Linked DNA regions of Homo sapiens: all the other regions are linked to region 2. Evidence: read pairs that join two places in POLR2A ChIA-PET (ENCODE). Cell type or tissue: OCI-LY7. All regions are shown on one strand. Region 1 overlaps KAZN (kazrin, periplakin interacting protein). Region 2 overlaps KAZN (kazrin, periplakin interacting protein). Region 3 overlaps KAZN (kazrin, periplakin interacting protein).

Region 1 (4,000 bases), 140 kb after region 2:
CTGGGAGGAATCAAATGGTTGGGGGTGACTCAAATAGCTGGGCACCGGACCCAGAGGCTCCTGCTGGGCTGGAAGTTCCTCTTCCAAGATGATGACTTCACTCGTCTAAATAAGTGGGCTGTTGACCCAAAGGCTGGGCTCAGCTGGGACTGCCAACTGGACTGCCTGCTTGTGGCTTCTCCCTGTGACCTGGACTTCTTAGAGCATAGATTTGTGCATTCCAGGAGAGAGCTTTCCAAGGGAACCAACCAGAAACTGCAGGCCTTTGATGACCTGACCTTGGAAGTCACATGGCATCACATCTGCTGTCCTATACTGGTCAGAGTAGACACATGCCTGTCCCAGTGGAATATGATTTATACCAGTTGCTAGGCTCGTGCTGAGGGTTGAGCAGCAGCAAGATAACTCTTTGCCGGTGAATAGCCTCCAGTTAACATGGGGAAAACAATGAGGTAAGAAAACGAATGACAGTCCAGCATGCCTTGTGCTCCTGAGGCCTCTGTGAAGTGCTGTGGGCACAGGATCCATTCTTGGAGCATGCGGTAACTGAGCTCACAGCCAAATTGCTCTTTCCCAATATCCAGCAAAGCTGTGTTCCTGGAGTTACTCATGGCCAGTGCTCCACAGATTGTGCTCAGTCAGGTTAGGCTGAACACCCCTGAAAGTAAATTCTCGCATGATAAGCAGGGTGTTTCCAGTTGGACCAGAAAATCCAGCAGGGTGACAGGTCAGATAATGTCCCAGCAAACCACTTCCCAACCCTTGTCAAAACTGGTAGGTGCAGAAACAGGCAGTAACAAATGCCATTGGCATGTGAAATGCCAGCCTGGTGGGGTGAGGAAGAGAAGTGGAAATCATTTGAGGCTACTAAGGCACAAGAAGGACTAGAGGGCAGGAAATAAACTTTCTGTGACCCGTACCATTGGAACTGTCTGCCATCTTGCCGAATCTTCCATTTGTTCATGTATCTCTTCATCCGCAAGTGTTTATAGAATACTGATTATGTGCTAGGCACTGTCCTCAGCCCTGGGAATACAGTGGTGAGCCAAGCAGAGCTGGTCCCTGCCTCTAGGAACTTACAGTCTCATGTCTGAGATTATTTCAGGGCACCACATGGTGGGTTCAGGTACAGGTTCTGGTGTCAAATCACCTGGAATCAAGTTTCTGCTCGACCACTTCCCAGCCAGAAGACCTCATATGAACCATTTTGAATCGATTTGCTCCCTCTGAACTTGTTTCTGCATCCTTATACTGGGGATAAGATTACTATTTTCTGTGTATGGTTGTTTAAATGAGATTTGGATTCACAAATGTAGGTGCTGCTGGCTATGGTGGTGGCAGCTTTCTCTTCTCTTCTGAACTCACTGTAAGCTCCTCCGGGGAAAGGCCTGTTCTCTACTCCTCCTGTGTGTCTCTCAGGTCCACTCTAAGCTGCCTCTGAAGCTGGTACTCTGTAAATACCTGTTGAGTCCTTAGGGCTACTGAATTCTGATTCAGTAGCTCTGGCGTGGGACCTGGGATTCTGCCTTGCTAGCGAGTCCCAGGTAAGACCCATGCTGCTGGTCTGGGGATCACACTGTGAGTAGCCAGAGACTGGCTCATCCTCTCGCCTTGCCCTACAGTTTTTCATAACTGAACAGGAAGTGTTGTTATCTCATGCAAATTCAGGGTTGTTAGAGCGTGAGCTCAGCATGCACTCAGCTAAACTTCAGAGATTCCAAACAAACTTTTTTCCCTCCTAGAAGAAGCTGAAGTTTTGCTAGATATGCTTTAGCCAGGACTATTTTAAATGACTCAGCGGCAGTAACATTGAAGCTTCAGCCCTAAAGACTCTTCCATGTGTTAGCTTCTCACCTGGGGCAAGTTGTTTAATCTCTCTTGGCCTCGGTTTCCTTGTCTGTAGTAGGGGGACTGGTCCATTTGGGGGCTGTGAAATGATGCGTGGAAATCACCCTGCTCGAGGTCAGGCATATGGTTGGTTTTGATAAAGGAGGGCTTCTGTTATAGACCTGGTATTTCCCATCAGTCCAGATCTTCAGATGCTGGAGTGAAAGAATCAGTGCTAAGGGAAGTGCTGGCTCTGAGGAACCAAGGGAAGGTTAAAGCATCACTTACAGCTCCTCCCTTCTTCTCCCTGCACGTGGAGGGCTAGACGGAATGCTTGCAAAACTAAAAGCAATTATAGCACAGTTTTAAAAGTTCATTGGCATTTATGGAGCATCTAGAAACTTCCAGATGCTGTTCTAAGACCTTTCCATGGATTATTTCATTTAAGTCTCATAATAACCCCTGTAAAGTAGGGACTGACATCATCCTCCTTAGACAGATGAGGACACCAAGGTGTGGAAAGGTGAAGAGATTTGTCAAAGTTCATTTGAGGAATAAATAGGGAGCTAGAAGTCAAATTCAGACATCTCTCTCCAGAGCTGCTCCTTAACCACTCATGGGTAACTCAAAAAGTGGTTCTTGGCCGGGCACGGTGGCTCATACCTGTAATCCCAGCACTTTGGGAGGCTGAGGTGGGTGGATCACCTGAGGTCGGGAGTTCGAGACCAGCCTGACCAACATGGAGAAACCCCATCTCTACTAAAAATACAAAATTAGCTGGGCGTGATGGCACATGCCTGTAATCCCAGTTACTCAGGAGGCTGAGGCAGGAGAATCACTTGAACCCAGGAGGCGGAGGTTGCGGTGAGCCAAGATCACTCCATTGCCCTCCAGCCTGGGCAAGAAAAGCGAAACTCCATCTCAAAAGAAAGAAAGAAAGAAAGAAAGAGAGAGAGAGAGAGAGAGAGAGAAAGAAAGAAAGAAAAGAAAGAAAGAAAGAAAGAAAGAAAGAAAGAAAGAAAGAAAGAAAGAAAGAAAGAAAGAAAGAAAGAAAAGCGGTTCTTGAGCTCTTCTGTTGCAGGGTGCAGGCTTTCTTAGGACTGGATGGAAGTGGTGGCCTCTGTCCCACCTTTTTCAAAGGTGAGACCCTGGGTCACAGCCAAAGGGAGCATTATCTTCACACGCTCCTCCCATCCTCCATCATCCCTCACCTCCCGCCTACCCAATCAAATCAAGCAGAACTTATTAGAATAATGTACCTGCACACAATATTGGATCTAATTTCAAGAGATTCAAGGGCTCTCCCTCCCTATCAAAGCCAGCCCATCCCCATCACATGGACACAGGCAAGACCTTCCAGGCAAGAATCAGACAGGGGGCCTACCTTTGCCTTAACCCTGAACTATAATCTGAAACTTGCATGCCACTTATTTGAATGTTACCTACTTGGGAATCTCTTGTTTTCTTTAAATCATCAAACACCCCTTACGGTTTGGGATAGGAAGCTCTATTGTATCCTTTAGGTCTCCCAGCCTCAGTCTGTTTTACAGAAGAGAGAGGCAGGCAAGAAAGAATAGGGTACAGGAATGGGGTCCTTATATCTGTATGTGTCTTCTTAGGTGCCCACAAAATCCCAGTAAGGGAGACAATATTTTCCCCATTTCACAGATGAAGAAACTGAGGCTGAGAGAAACTACATCACTCATCTAGGGTCTCACAGCCTATAAATAAGAAGTTCAGGCCGGGCGCGGGGGCTCACACCTGTAATCCCAGCACTTTGGGAGGCCGAGGCGGGTGGGTCACGAGGCCGGGTGATCGAGACCATCCTGGCCAACATGGTGGAACCCCGTCTCTACTAAAAATACAAAAATTAGCTGGGTGTGGTGGCGGGCACCTGTAGTCCCAGCTACTCGGGAGGCTGAGGCAGGAGAATCGCTTGAACCCGGGAGGCAGAGGTTGCAGTGAACCCAGATCACACCACTGCACTCCAGCCTGGCAACAGAGCGAGACTCCATCTCAAGAAAAAAGAAGTTCAAAGGACATTGACACCAAAAACATCATTTTCTACCGTGCCACTGAATTAAAGAATAAAATCAGTGTTTAAGACTATGCATATAACAGAAGCATAGGTTGTGTGGCTTTGGTGTGAATATATGTACTCTTAAGTTCTCCA
Region 2 (4,000 bases):
GTGTAGAATTTGCCACTCAGCAGATGGTTTTCGAATGGGTGGATCCATTCAGGGATCCTCCACGGTATGCACAGAGAAGTAAAGAGATCCAGCTTCCAGGAAAAGAGCAGAAAAGCAGATATACAGGGAGAAGCAGGCACAGAAACCACAAGGCTCTAAGGGGAGAGGGGTTGGGAGAACAGTGATGCAGTCACTTTGTGCATCTGTTATCAACTGCTGTGTAACCAGTTACTGCACACTGGGCAGCTTATGAGGACAGACACGTATTACCTCGCAGCTTCTGGAGTTCAGAAGTCTGGCCATGGCTGAACTGGGCTCTCTGCTCAGGGACTCACGGGGCAGAAATCAGGTGCTGGCTGAGCTGCATTTCTTCTGTAACTCCAGGTCCTCTTTCGAGCTCATGTGGTTATTGATGGAAATCTGTTCTTTGCAGCTGTAAGACTGAGGCCACTGTTCTCTTGATGGCTGTTTGCCAGGTGCTGCTCTAAGTTCCTGGAGGCTGCCTGCAGTTCCTTGACACATGGGCCTCTCCATCAGCTCTTGGGCTGCCAATCTCCTAGGCAGGGCCCCGGCTCTTTTAAGGACTCACCTGATTAGGTCAGGCCCACCTGGATGCTTTTTTTAAATAAAGAGCTCAAAGTCAACAGTGGTAATGTAAGAATAGAAGCGAAATCCCATCACATTCACAGGTTCTGCATGCACTCAAAGTGGGTACACCAGGAGAGGAAATCTTGGGGGTTTAGAATTCTACCTACTGCCCTTCAGTCCAGCACAATTTCTGGTTTCTGGTACTCGAGTGGCAGGGGCTACCCTTTCTCCCTTGGGCCCCACACCATGCACCCAGCTCCATGTGATAAATGACCATTCTTGCTTCCACAGGCTCTAGTAGATCTCAGCTAGAGAATCCCAAGACTGTGATGGGATGGGAGTCCCAAAGGCACCACCTCAATTTCAGCATGATTTGCCTGTGGTGTGCAGGATCCTTCTCTCCCCAGGAGCGGAGAGAGGGAAGCGATCATGCTGAAATGCTTTTGAAGCTGCCTTTGTGCACCGTGGCGCAGATGACACAGCAGTGCCCTGAACCCTGGCTGCTGCTCCAGCACACTCAGTCTTAATGTATTGACATTGGCAGCCCTTGTATATCTCGTCATGCCAATAAGGTAATTGAAATGGAATTGTCTCCAAGCATCCAATTAATCAGCAAATAAATCATAAACCTGTGGCTGTTCATTCAGGGAGGCAAAGAGGCTTCTCCTGGCTTTCTGACCACCGGAGTTGATTGAGCTCAGACTTTATGCACTTCTAATGAGCTTCAGGAGAAGAGAGGTAAGTCCAGGCAGGTAATGTTTAGAGCGTTACTGAGGCCCCGGGAACTGTGTACAAGGTCCTTCACGTATGAAGGCTCATTCTTCCATCAAAGAGGTTTATGTACTGGATTTTTTTCGTTAAAAAAATCCCCGTGAAGTGAGGATGACGATTCACATTTTACAGGACAGGAAACTGAACCTCAGAGAGGTTAAGCAACTTGCTGAAGGCCACACAGCAAGTAGAGGGCAGAGTCTGAGTTGAAAACTAGACCCGTCTGGTCAAGTGCAATGGCTCATGTCTGTAATCCCAGCACGGTGGGAGGCCAAGGCAGGAGGATTGCTTGGGGCCATGGATTCAAGACCAACCTGGGCAACCTAGTGAAACCTCATCTCTATTAAAAATAAAAATAAAAATTAGTTGGGCATGGTGGTATACACCTGTGGTCCCAGGAGTCCTCAGGAGGCTGAGGTAGGGGGATCACTTGAGCCCAAGAGTTGAGGTTGCAGTGAGCTATGATTGCACCACGGCACTCCAGCATGGGCAACAGAGTGAGACTTTGTCTCAAAACAAAACAAACAAAACACTAAGCCCATCTAGCGTTAAAAGCCATGTTCTTTTTAATCGATGCTGTGCCAGATATGCAGATTTAAGTCACAAATGGTTTCCATTGTCAAGCCAAATTTTAAATCCGGGACTGTGTGAAGTGAGAAGCTATTGGAGTGGATGGCCTCTGGCTGCTACCCCATACCCCAGCTTTATTAGGTGCTGGCATCGGAAGTACAAGCAAGAGACGGGCAGTGTCCTGTGGTGGATTTCCATTCCTGTGGGGGAAAATCCTCCTGTTCGTGTGATAACTTCGCACCTCCTAAAAGCCCTTTGATGCCCAAAACTCCTTCATAAGCTCAAGTGTTTCCTCCCCTTGGCCGGGTGGGGAAATTCTAAGGAACCATTCTCAGGCTAGGCTGATGAAGGGAGGGATGTCATTTTCTCACTTGAGGACGCTTTCAAGACGTTTCACATGACGAGAAGTCTTCACACCACCAACTTCCCCTTTTTTTTTTGTATTGTTTGAAGTTCAAACTGGAGAACTAACTGTGGTAACGGGTCAAGTCAGCCCAGCCAAAGGAATGACGGATTCAAAAAAAGTGGAAAGCTTCGAATTTCCTCACTTAGAATAAAAAAATGTTGATCTGTCTGCCCACGTGCAAACAGAGAGCCTGCGAGGAATTCATCTGCACCCTTCAGGAGGGTTTGTATCTGCTCTGGGATTTCTACAAGCAGAAAGGAGAATTATTTTCGTGATTCAGAGCAATTCTTCAGTGGGAAATGTCACCCTGAATCCTTTTGGCTCTGGTTTATTGGGGCATTTGCTGAGCAGTTGAGAACGGGGGAAAGAAGGAGTCCTTTCCTTTCTAGGAGGCACCTGGATACATCTGCAGTCAACAAGGGACCATCTGCCTTGCAAAGCGGGGTTTTTGTGGATCAGACCCAAGCCGAGTGTGTGCTGGGGCTGTGGCAAATACCCTGCAGCCCCTAGGAGGCAAATTGGTCCCTCCACAGGCAGCTGTGGCTTAGACATCCCTGGAGCTCAGGGAACCAACCGTGGTATGACACGTAAGAGCTCCAGAGACACCGTGCTGTGCGGGGAGCTGCAATCCCAGATGCACAGGCTGTGTTTCTGGGCAGGACGCCTCTAAACCGATGCAGAGAAAACTTGGTGGAGGGAGTGGAATTTGACTTCCAGTCAAATGTCATCCTGACATCCAGTCCCATGCACAAACTATGATGCTTTTTCCTTTAGCACCTTTGGTCCTTGTCTCCTCTTCACTATTATATGTGCCCACTTCTCTTCTCTGGATTATGACAGCTGCCAACTGCTGCCTTGCTAAAAGTCTCGCCCACCCCAATTCCATCCTATCCTCTGCCTCCGCCCCCCCAAAAAAATGAATTACATTGTATGGTTCTCCTTCTTTAAATCCCTCTATAGCTCCTGTCTCCTTGGCGTGGTTTGAGCCCCACAGACCTCTCCCGCTCTGGCCGCCCGCACTCCCATCTCAGGTTTCTACTGCTGTGATTCTGAGCTGCACCTTGGGCCATTCCTGGGATCAAGAGGGTCTCTTGATTTCTTGCTCTTTGTTCATTCTCCTTCCTTTGCCTGGAATTCCTTTAGCCCTCCTTCTTGCCAGCCCCCAAACAGGAAAGATTCCACCTTTGCTGGGCTTTGGGGATTCCAATTACTAACTGTAGGAATAACAGGGCATTTGGAAATTCAGTTTTATCGTTTCCTGGGGAATGACAGACACTTTCCCTCCATGGTGCCTGTGGGGGTGGCAGGTCCTGCCCTCTGTTCACAGACCTGGAGGGGAGTGGGAAGGAGCTCTGTGCTTTGAACATGCTTCTCTGGGGGTGCAGCCTCCAGGCAGCTGGGGCAGGATCATGCCCTCACTCTCTCCCTTGTGCTACCATGGAGGTCCTGTGTGCTGACCAAGCACTTGTCCCAAGTTGCTGGAGCGGGTCGTTTATTTGCTCTGCATCCGAGGCCTGAATATGATTGGTGCTTCACTTTTAAATGCGTGCATGAATAAATGGACTTGTCTTTCTCCCCTGTGACATAATCCAGAAGAGGAACTCTATCTTGACCATCTTTGCCTCCCCAGCACCCAGCACCATGCCTGAAGCACACAGTTGCTCA
Region 3 (4,000 bases), 210 kb after region 2:
CAGCCGAACCTAGAACCTACTCTTCTCTAGTCAGTATCATTTTCTCCTGGGAGATGAGGGGTAGAGGGTGGCTTTAAGGAAAAACATGTTTTGGCATGAAAGCACCTCTGGCCAGGAGACTGTAGTCCTAGGGGGTCTTTGGCTTGATGGAAGGACGCTTTTGCCCCTGGGCTTGTGCCTTGGGCTAGCTTTAGCTCAATGGGCACTTCTTGGGCTTAGAGCACAGGTCAGGGCTGCACCAGATGCTGCAGCTTATAATACCTGGCCAGAAGGGTGTCTAGGAGGACCTGGAAGGATGCTTCTCTGTACAAGAGATTTCCTTGTCTGGGTTAGCAGGGCCGTCTGTAATCCTCTAAGAAAGGCAGGCCTGGAGCTGGTCACCACTGGTGAAAATTCGGCATCGCCCTTCTGTCTTCCTGCTTGTTGTGGTCTTGTGTTATGTTGAACTGGATGTGAGCTGCGTGTGTGTGTGTGTGGTGTGTGTGTGTGTGTGTGTGTGTGTGTGTGTGTGTGTGTGTGTTGGGGAGGAGAGCCTTGGGTTTTTTTTTTTTTTTAATTTACATTTTTCGAATAGTTTTCTCCTCTGCTCTCCTTAGAGGCGGCATGCAGAGTGGAAACAGCGTTTGACCTTTGTGAATTGTGGGCAGAGCTAGCCAGACAGACGGGGAAACATTTGGTGGGAAGTCAGAGGCCACTCAGAGCAAGAATTAAAGTTCCGTCTCTACCTTTTTCAGTCCAGAAACCAGAGAAAGCCAGAGGGGACAGCAGCAGAATAGTGCCCAAGCCTCCAGATTAGGATTGCAGGATCACTTCCTCAGCAGTCACCCCCCGCCAGCTGCTGGAGAGCCTACTCCGGAGACCTCTCAGCAAAGAATGTTCTACCTGAGGATTTACATCAGAGATTCCAGAAGTCTCTGGGGACCCAGGACAATGCTTCCTGGCAAGGGCTGGTCTCACAACGAGAAGGCAGTGTGGTTCTTGAGGGAGGAGCAGGAGGGAAAATAATAACCAAAATGTATGTAGTACTTGCCGTGTGCCCAGCAATGTTCTTTTATGGTATAGACCCCCAATTAATCCCTACAGCAATCACTCCCATTTTACAGATGAGAGAACTGAGTCACGGAGAGGTGAGGTGACCTGCTCAAGATCACTTGGTTAGTAAGTGGCTGGGATGCCTTGCTTGGAGATGTGTTTCTAGCTGCTTAGACGGCATCGCCTCTCAGGCGAGGTGCTCAGTGAGTGTCAAAACCAAAAGTTGAGCCGGGCACAGTGGCTCACGCCTGTAATCCCACCACTTTGGGAGGCTGAGGCGGGCGGATCACCTGAGGTCAGGAGTTTGAGACCAGCCTGACCAACATGGTGAAACCCTGTCTCTACTAAAAATACAAACTAATTAGCCGGGCGTGGTGGCGCATGCCTGTAATCCCAGCTACTTGGGAGACTGAGGCAGGAGAATCGCTTGAACCCGGGAGGCGGAGGTTGTACTGAGCTGAGATCTCACTACTGCACTCCAGCCTGGGTGACAGAAAGAGACTCTGTCTCAAAAAAAAACAAAAACAAAAAAACACACACTGGATATGCAGCTTCTATGTCAGGGTCGAGTTTTCTTGTGGGGGAAGAAATTCTGTCTTCAGACATAAAGGTAACTCGGGGACTTGAGTTTGTCTGCCTCTTCCCGCTCCCAGCTCCCCCTCCTAAAAAAAAAAAAAAAAAAGCAACTCACATTTTTCTGTGCCTTAATTATATGTTTGGTTCACAGACTAAACTGCTGAAACTCTGTAAGTGAAGTAAGGGTGTTTTTCTAATCAGCTGTGTTCATTTCTAGTCCTGAAAGGTTGTGGCCTGATGCCGGGGAGACACAGCTGTGGGGGCCCCCGTTGGTGTCCTACTTGGTTTCAGAAGCCATGCCTGCCACGGCCCCTGGAGATGGGATGGACCATTCTGGAATTGCAGGTCTCTCTCGCCTTCGAATAGGCAGGGGTCCTAGGGGGACACGAATGAACTGCCCCAGAGAGGCGGTCTCCAGTGTGGACTGCCTGGTGTCTGTGCATGGGAGATGGGCCAGGGGCAAGGGGCAGGTGGGGAACTGGGCTTGGGCCTCCCCATACCCCAGACTCCTATGTGACCCAGCTGAGTCATGGTGCTGTTCCCGGGGCCTTGGGGTTGGCTGGCCTTTATTTAGGACAATAAAACCCACCATTGTAATCTTCCCAGGCAGCTGGGATGATAAACAGAGAAGTGAGCACTTGGAAGGAGGGAAAAGTGCTTTATTCAGCACTTTGTCAATATCAGCAATATCAGCCCGCAGCAAGGCCTTCTGCGGATGGCGGCACCATCCTGTTCTGGGCAGGGCAGGAGGCCTCTTGCCCGCCTGCCAGCTGATCTGCATTCTGGGCTTCCTTCCGAGTTACATTCGTTGGGTTTTGGGGTCGCAGTGGCCCTGCCACACATTCAGAACAGCATCCTGGGACAAAGTACCGCAGGGGACAGCACCAGGCTGCACGGAGGCTCATGGCCCACAGCTCCCTAGCTTTCTGTTCTTGGGCAGGCTCCTTATCCCTTTTGCCTTAGTTTCCCCATCTGTCAAGTAGGACTGAAACTACCCCTGAGGTCTCTGGGAGGTTGCAGGGGATGTGTGCCCAGCATCAGGAGCACCCCTGCAGGCCTCGCAGCTATAGATGGTGGAAGTCCAGTGCTGGAGGCTGAGTTGGGTCTCCTGTGAGGCAGTCCCCCGTGGCCCAGTCCTGGTCTTTCTCAGCCCAAGGTAATTTTTCAATTAACTCAATTGGCTGGAAACCGGGGCGCCCTGGAGTGTGGGAAAACGTCCCAGGCCGGAAGGGCCCTCCCCTCTGCCCCCACTCATTTGGGGCTTGGCTTCCAGAGGGAGGATCCAGTTTCACATCGGGACACCAGGATGTGATCCCCGTGCCCCTCTGAAAAATCCCAGATGGCGCCTTCTGGAAGCCCTAGCAGTCTCCGCACTGGCGGCCAGTCTGTCCTCCCTCCCTGCCCCCTCCCCCCACCCCGGCTGGCTCCCCGGCCCGGCTCCAGCTCCGGTGGGGAGAGCCTCAAACACTGCTCGTTAGTGACTTTATTGCTAAACAATTTAGAAAGGCAGCCCTGCCAGTTTTCATAAGTGAAACATTTAAAGTATGCAAAGCATATTTTATTTCTTCCTGGAGCAGCTGCTCAGGCAGGCTGGAGAGTAATCGGGAGTGAGTTATATGGATTTGTGAGCTGCCCCGCAGCACTTTCAAGCTCCACGGCCTCGAGAGCCTCCCACCAAAGGGCAAGTGTCCGCTCCGGCCCGGAAGACTTGGGCAGCCTGAGCCCAAGACTTGCTCTCCTTTCCTGTCGCCTCCATGGAGTCAGGCATGCCCTGTGATGGCATCAGCAGCTGTCTGCCAGTGTTGACGGAGGGCTCATGGGTGCCAGGCCGCTTGCTGGGGCTTTTTATCTGTCCTCAGGCATTGGCACAGCAGCCCTGGGAGATGAATACTATTGTGATCTTCATTCTCCACACAAGGACAGGGAAGTGACGTGCCAGGGTCAAACAACTACCCAAGGACAGAGCCAGGATTTGAACCAGGCCATCCAGTTCCAGAACCACTGCTCTTCACTGTCATTGTGGCCATTTTACAGGTGAGGAAGTGGAGGGACGTAGAGGTGATGTGATTGCCGGAAACGCCCACTAGGTGTGTACCTTCAGAAGCTGCATGGGAGACAGTGAGTCCCCAGGTTTGCCATTTGCTCAGACCCCAGTCTGGACTTCTTTTAAATTCTCTCTCTCTTTTTTTTTTTTAATTCTCTCTTTTTTTTTTTTTGAGATGGAGTCTCGCTCTGTTGCCCAGGCTGGAGTGCAGTGGCACAATCTCAGCTCACTACAACCTCTGCCTCCCGGGTTCACGCCATTCTCCTGCCTCAGCCTCCCGAGTCACTGGGGCTACAGGCGCCTGCCACCACGCTTGGCTAATTTTTTGTATTTATAGTAGAGACAGGG

Evidence for each region. Peaks named below come from ENCODE experiments on the same cell type or tissue, not always from the same donor. Only the 100,000 strongest peaks of a DNase experiment are listed, where the experiment ranks them.
Region 1: POLR2A ChIA-PET joins it to region 2 with 5 read pairs; 1 of 35 experiments calls an interaction of 5 or more read pairs at or near these places.
Region 3: POLR2A ChIA-PET joins it to region 2 with 5 read pairs; 3 of 35 experiments call an interaction of 5 or more read pairs at or near these places.

Annotation. Positions count from the first base shown.
Region 1 is chr1:14,880,546-14,884,545 of GRCh38, forward strand. All of the region lies in intron 1 of KAZN (kazrin, periplakin interacting protein), which reads left to right. Among named protein-coding and RNA genes, the nearest start is that of TMEM51-AS1, 270 kb to the right of the region's middle. RefSeq lists enhancers at 1,333-1,382, 1,393-1,452. In OCI-LY7, no CTCF peak of the experiment used is centred here; a DNase peak (open chromatin) is centred at 1,626; H3K4me3 peaks cover 965 bases; H3K27ac peaks cover 1,354 bases.
Region 2 is chr1:14,737,307-14,741,306 of GRCh38, forward strand. The region is part of intron 1 of KAZN (kazrin, periplakin interacting protein); the gene reads left to right. Among named protein-coding and RNA genes, the nearest start is that of KAZN, 140 kb to the left of the region's middle. In OCI-LY7, no CTCF peak of the experiment used is centred here; DNase peaks (open chromatin) are centred at 445, 1,105 and 2,335; H3K4me3 peaks cover 1,988 bases; H3K27ac peaks cover 3,146 bases.
Region 3 is chr1:14,942,532-14,946,531 of GRCh38, forward strand. All of the region lies in intron 1 of KAZN (kazrin, periplakin interacting protein), which reads left to right. Among named protein-coding and RNA genes, the nearest start is that of TMEM51-AS1, 210 kb to the right of the region's middle. RefSeq lists an enhancer at 1,500-2,095. In OCI-LY7, no CTCF peak of the experiment used is centred here; no DNase peak of the experiment used is centred here.